Regions from separate parts of the Homo sapiens genome. Here region 2 is linked to region 1. The links are chromatin contacts, found by Hi-C or POLR2A ChIA-PET in ENCODE. All regions are on one chromosome and are shown on one strand. Each heading gives the region's core, a stretch centred on a gene start or an enhancer-like site at or near the end of the contact. The rest is flanking DNA. Distances are from core to core; before and after follow the strand shown.

What was found. Hi-C counts contacts between places; a loop is a spot of excess contacts on that map. ChIA-PET counts read pairs that join two places held with the same protein, here RNA polymerase II (POLR2A). Pooled maps may share reads with other maps.
Region 2: a loop to region 1 is called in a map of PC-3, with 6 times the contacts of the local background. The contact joins the enhancer-like site here to the promoter of ARHGEF3 in region 1. A Hi-C loop is called at or near these places in 5 of 168 maps with a recorded cell type or tissue (CD4-positive, alpha-beta memory T cell, IMR-90, PC-3 and 2 more), 4 of 37 single-sample maps with no recorded cell type and 11 of 50 pooled maps. POLR2A ChIA-PET finds 5 or more read pairs at or near these places in 7 of 52 experiments (CD4-positive, alpha-beta T cell, CD4-positive, alpha-beta memory T cell, HepG2 and 4 more).

The regions. Positions count from the first base shown.
Region 1 is chr3:56,800,490-56,803,599 of GRCh38, forward strand. ARHGEF3 (Rho guanine nucleotide exchange factor 3) reads right to left here and starts at 1,460. Exons shown (of 10, transcript NM_019555.3): 1 at 1,214-1,460. The coding sequence starts at 1,309. RefSeq lists a silencer at 1,460-1,629.
Region 2 is chr3:56,838,316-56,841,425 of GRCh38, forward strand. It overlaps a transcript of ARHGEF3 not described here. Among named protein-coding and RNA genes, the nearest start is that of ARHGEF3, 38 kb to the left of the region's middle. RefSeq lists a silencer at 1,506-1,800. Within about 2 kb of position 1,641, at least 3 of the 41 ENCODE cell types and tissues checked have a DNase peak (open chromatin) inside an H3K27ac peak, as active enhancers do; they include PC-3 and mammary epithelial cell, where a contact is called at or near this core.

The DNA.
Region 1 (3,110 bases), core at 210-2,709:
GCTCAGCGTATAGAAAGCTGAATACAACCAGAGACTGCTTGGAGTCCTGTCAGCCTGGAGCAGCTCTTGCTAGAGGAAATGAATCTTTGATGGTGTGCTCCCGAATATACATGATTCAGTGAGCCAAGTGCATACAGCTGAGCAGACCCAAGGAAGGCGAGTGGGTGGAACCTCAAGAATGCTGTGACAAGGCCGGATGCACACCTGCCTTCAGCCTTTCCCCAGTGGTGGTGGTGATGTTTGATGTTCGCAGAGTGAGGTGTGGGAGAGTGGAAAGCTCCCAGATACACGCATGAGCGGCAATGACTAGCTGGGTCCTGTGGGTTCCACCGCAGCTTGACCACAGCAAAGCTGTAATCTAGCGAAAGCGACTGTATTCCCTAAGACCCTCAAAGAGAGGGATGCTTTCTCCTCCAGCTGAACCCAACCTTTAAGGCCAGTGAGCTATGTGCCAGAGAAATAACACGCAAGAGGAAAAGGCAGACTAAACATAACCTGGGAGCACTCCTTCACATCGCCCGCAAGGCACAGGAAAGTTCCCAGAAAGAGAAATGTTTCCAATGTTCCAAGGCAGCTTTCCATTGACCCTAAGGACTTTAATTCATTTTCAAGATCCATGTGGGAGACACTCCAATTTACTCATTTAGCCCCAGCCCCCCGGCTGAATGACCCTCACTGGCCACAGGTGATAGGCAGAGGCGCTGTGTCCTGTTTTTGCTGCCAAAGGGCTGCAAGGCCAAGTCTGACAGGTGAGAGGGCTGGTACGTCCCTCTGCTCTCACAACCCAGGCAAAAAAAACTCGCTTAAAGGGTAGCGACACTGGGGCTTGCTGACACTTCCCTGACACTGGGGCTTGCTGACAGTAGGAGAAAGTCCCTCTGAGAGTCCAGACAGAAGATGGACAGTCTGAGAGCCCTGCAAAGGCAAGGAGGCAGTTGCTCCCAGACCGGCAGGTAGAGGGACAGGGAGAGAGGAGGCAGCTAGTGCTTGGTCCACAGAGAAAAAGCGAGAGAAAAGGAGACAGGGTGAGAGATGGCGACGGGGAGACACAAAGAAGACTGTGGGAGAGATGTAGAGAGAGAAAGTGGCACACACGGAGAGTGAGAGATGGAAACAGAGACAGTGACACTGGACGGGCGCCGAGAATGGGAGATGGAGGCAGACGAGACAGGCAGATGACCCATAGAGGTCCAGGTGCAGGGCGCGGCCCTACCTCAGCGTCCTTGGCCGGACCGCTGGCCGGGGGTAGCTCCAGGCTGCAGTTCGCTCTCTTGACCGTGAGGTAGAAGGGGTAATCCTTGGCCACCATGGCGGCTGCCGGGCCTGCCCTTTGGGATGTCACCGCTGACCCTAGGCGACTACAAAACTCCCAGGCAAAAGGGGGCCCCAGCTCCACGATGCCGGGCGGCGGCGGCGACACGGAGACCGACAGCCGGCTTCTAGCCGGGCAGGACTCGACTGGGCTCCGGAGCCGAGTGGGCGGGACCGTGCCAGCCACGCCTTGATGGGTGGGGAGGGGGCGGGCCGCCGGCTCGGCACCGCCCCACGCTGCCGGGAGGGCCCACGTGCCGCAGCGCGGACACCTCCTGGGGCTGCGAGGGGCGTGGGGCGGTCCCGCGGGTGGAGAGGGACCTCTCTCTCCCCGCTGGTATTCGACTCCGGGCGCCCCCGCAGAGCGTGGGCCGCGATTGCGGGGCAGGCAGACCCCATGATAGCTCCTTTCGGGCTCTTTGGCACTCTCCGGGTGAAAGGCTGCTGGTAGAAAGGAGGCTGGGGCGAAACCGGGCAACGGGGAGAAAGGAGGCTGTAGTGACACCTGGAGGCAGGAAGGAGCCTGGGGGGAAAAGCGAGCGTTTTAAAAGCCCACATTAGAAAGGGGTGGTGTTCTCTCTTACCCTGTTCCCAGGCCACTGCACGTTTTTTTTGTTTTGTTTTGTTTTTGTTTGGTTTTTTAAATGAATGTCAGTGGAATATAATCTACAAATGGCAAAATGCACCCATTTTAAGAGTACCGTTTGTTGAGTTCTGACAAATGTAAACACCCGTATAACCACCTCCACAGTCGGTATACGAAACATTTCCACCACCCCCGGAAAATTCCCTCGAGACCTTTCCCACTTTGCACCAACTTTTAAATTTGACTAGCATATTCAGAGGCTGCCTGACACTCGAGGGCAATCTGACAGAGTGTCCTTCAAGTATAAAGCTGTGCATGGATGACCTGGCACTACCACACCTTTCTGGATCCTTTTTGGAGAAACAATGACATTATAAATGCCCAAGAAGGCGATTGATCTTAAGGTTGTTTGCAGCAGCCCTGTCTGGGGCAGTAAAAAATAAAAAATAACTGGAAACAATGGTAATATATCCATCAATAGGGAGTGCTTAAATAAACTTTCTTCACTGTGTAATACCGCTTAGCAGCAGTGAAAAAGGAGATGGGTCTATGGGTGTGGCATGGAAAGATCTCCAATGTATTAGACTCAGTTTAAAAATAATTGCAGACTAAGCATAATACAATACCATTTGTGTTAAAAAAAAATACAAGTTTACCAAAGAATATCATATATTTTCTATAAAGACATATTTGTGGGTAAATAGCATTGAACACTGTCTACAAGAATCCACAGCAAGCTTTTACCAGTTCCCCTGTGGCTGAAGGGAGGCACCTGGGTTTAAAGAATTAAAGATAGTGAACAAAAGGGACTTAAGCTTATAGCTCATGTTTTAAAATTTTTTATAAGAAAAATACAGCCTGGGCAGCAGTGAAACCCTGTGTCTACAAAAAAAATACAAAAAATTAGCCAGGGATGGTGGTGCACACCTGTAATCCCAACTACTCCAGAGGCTGAGGTGGGAGGATCACTTGAGCCTGGGAGGCAGAAGTTGCAGTGAGCCAAGATCATACCACTGCACTCCAGCCTGGGTGACAGAGACCCTGAGAAAAAATAAAAAAGAAAAGAAAAAAAGAAAGAAATAGAGGAAGGAAGAAAGGAAAAAGAAAAGAAAAGAAAAGAAAAAAGAAAAGATGGCTAGGTAGAGTGGCTCACACCTGTAATCCCAACACTTTGGAAGGCCAAGGCAGCAGTGTGGCTTGAGGCCAACAGTTC
Region 2 (3,110 bases), core at 391-2,890, 38 kb after region 1:
GTGAATGTTTTTTGTACGAATCTCTACATAAGACAGAGATTCACTCCCATATTTTTAGCTGTTAAAATACGATTCTATCACTTAAATTATTATTTCACTTTTCATTGGTTTTACCTCAAAATCTGATCCAAAACTGGGAAATAAGATAATAAAAAGGCTTTTTAAAAAGTCATAAAATACACACAGTAATGTTCTCCATGTGCCTCATTTACAGGTACTTTTCTTTCCATAATTCTAAGAAGCCCCAGTACATAGTTATATCATCTTAACAGTTAGCAGCTGCAGTTTAGATGTGGGAAGGAGGTCTGCACAGACAAAAACGCTGATAGCAGAGAGAAGCAACAGCTGACAGCTTAGTAATGAGAGGGGAGCTAGAAATACTATGACGAGCTGACCTGAGAACTCAAAAAGCACAAATTCCCGGGACCAAACAGCCCTAAAATACCAAGAGATCAACACACTATAGCAAAGTACAATGACAGATGGTCATTGTGTGTCATTTAAGAAAGGCAAACGATAATTTGTATAACCTGGCCGGGTGCAGTGGCTCATGCCTCTAATCCCAGCACTTTGGGAGAACAAGGTGGGAGGATCATTTGAGCCCAGGAGTTCAAGACCAGCCTAGGCAACATAGTGAGACCCCCCTATCTCTACAAAAATAAAAAAAATAAAAATTTACTGGGCGTGGTGGTACACACCTGTAGTCCCAGCTACTCAGGAGGCTGAGGTGGGAAGATCACTTGAGCCTGGGAGTTCAAGGCAGCAGTGAGCTGTGATTGTGCCACTGCATTCCATCCAGGGTGATGGAGTGAGACCTTGTCTCAAAAAAAAAAAATTTTTTTTTGTATAACCTGTCTCAAAAGGCAAGAGAACATAATATCCATTTACATAACCAGATACATTTGTGCATTTGCATACACACATTTTAAAGGCTGGATTATATATATATATTCTTGTGTATTAGTATATGAGTATTTGTGATGTGTGTGTGACATTAGTTTTTTTAACGTTTTGGGTTTTTTTGAATTTTTTTATTTTCATTTTATTTTATTTTACACTCCAGGTAACTCACAGAACAACATTTTGGTTTTTAAAGAAGACTGTGTGGTGAAGTCCAAATAAAGTCTGTCATTTCCTTAGCAGTACTAAACCAATGTTACTTTCCTGATTTTGACAGATACACTGTGTTATGTAAGATGTTAACATCAGGGGAAGCTGGGAAAGGTACATAAGAACTCTCTGTGTTATCTTTGCAACTTTTCTGTAAATCTAAAATTATTCCAAAATGAAAGCTTATTAAAAATATAAAACAACGAAACAAAGAAGAATGAGGTCTTGGTTGTCTAATCAAATTGTCTACACTCTGCGCCCTATCCCCAAATCTCAAGGGGTCTGGCAGCTGAGCTTTCACTGATTTGGTCTGGTTGCATCAAATCATCATTGCAAGGATGCTTTGACCCTAGAAAGCTACCCTCCTTTAGAACCTGACAGCTCACAACACAGGATCACATTACCACCTTTTACCCACCTGAGGAAGGGAGGGTCTGGTCCCTAGGTCTGCAAAATCTGGGAAAGAAAGTGGTACAATCCCGAAGGCTCCTGGTGCTCTCGAGCCCGGACACGTTTCATCTGACAGGAATCCTCCTGGGAATGACTTCAACCCCCAGATCCCAGGCATTATCTCATCTTGGCCGTGTGTCATCCTCTGCATTTTCCTTCAAGTTACTAAGAGGAAATGGAGGATCAGACGGAGCTCTGGCAGCCCACCTTCTTCTTAGGTGGATATTTTTAGCACTTTGAGACAAATAACTTGCTTTTTAAGACCATCCCAGACATTCTTCAAATGAGAGGTACAAGCTTTCTCTGCTAGACTCAGTGAAAAAGGCATGCAGTGCCTAGGAGAGCCAGCCAACAACAGTCAACAACAGGAAAAAACACCCCCATTTAGGGGACCATAAATATTTACAGCATCCAATGGTGTATTTACTATTCAATGATCCTGCAAAACAAATGTTCTAGGACAAGAAGTGGTCTGCATTTCTGCAGGATCCCAGAGTTTCAAAGCTGGAAAGGGAACAGAGATGTGTCCAGTTTCCACACTCTACAGGTAAGAAGGTTGAGGCTCCAAGTATGCTCCCATAAAATGTCTGCTTTTTAAAATATCTCTATTACAACATGCATTCCCTGAGCCACAGTTCATTGTTTACAGACCGTCTCTCACAGAAGTGGGTGTTTGCTGAGGGACTCAGCGCAGTGCCGTGAGTAAGCACCATAAACAATCAACAAAACCTTGTTTGAGACACCAAGATGGAAGCTCATCTCTGCCCTGACTCATGTTTCTGGGGACCTCTTCTCTGAACCTAATTTTAAAACTGAGAAGACAAATCTTATTCCTGAATGGCTGAAAGAGCAACCAGGAGTGCATTTGGAAATTCACCTGCTAACATATTATAACATTAATACTATTTGTTCAAAAATTAAAAAAACAATTTCATTTCCTTCATGAGATGAAGACTAACATTTTTCATTTTCTTTGGTAAGAATTTCTAGAATGCTGCTTTATTAAATTTCATGGTTAGAAAGATTTACTGAGATAGAAAAGGTTTTTTTAAAAACTGTAAGATTAAAACAGCAAAGTTATTAACATACACACAGTTAAGCAGTACCAAAGAAAGCTGTTTGCACCAGAATATGTCACCTGATCCTAAGAATATTTAAATTAGCATTTTGGGATGCAAAAACACGGAAAACCCCTTCTCTTTGCCCCCAGTAGATAAATACTCCTGGCTCCTCATCTATACTGATCAAGTTCAGGTCAAAACGGAATGACGAATTATTGAGACCCCTAGATTTGCCCACTGTGACATCTCAATGCAAGAGTGAGATGAAAAATTAACCTTGGCTGGGATCTTTCCCTAAAGTAGCAATGGCAGGAAAAGCTTGAGTCAACCACCAGCTAGTCAGGCAGAAATTTCAAAGAGGTGGTGAGAAGAACTTGCTGGCTTCTTATTGGGTGGGCTTCCTCAACCAAATCCCCCTTTCAGCTATAGCATGCTCCTGGTTGTTAGTCTTACATGAGATCTTCCATGTCCTCCATTTAGACATAACTT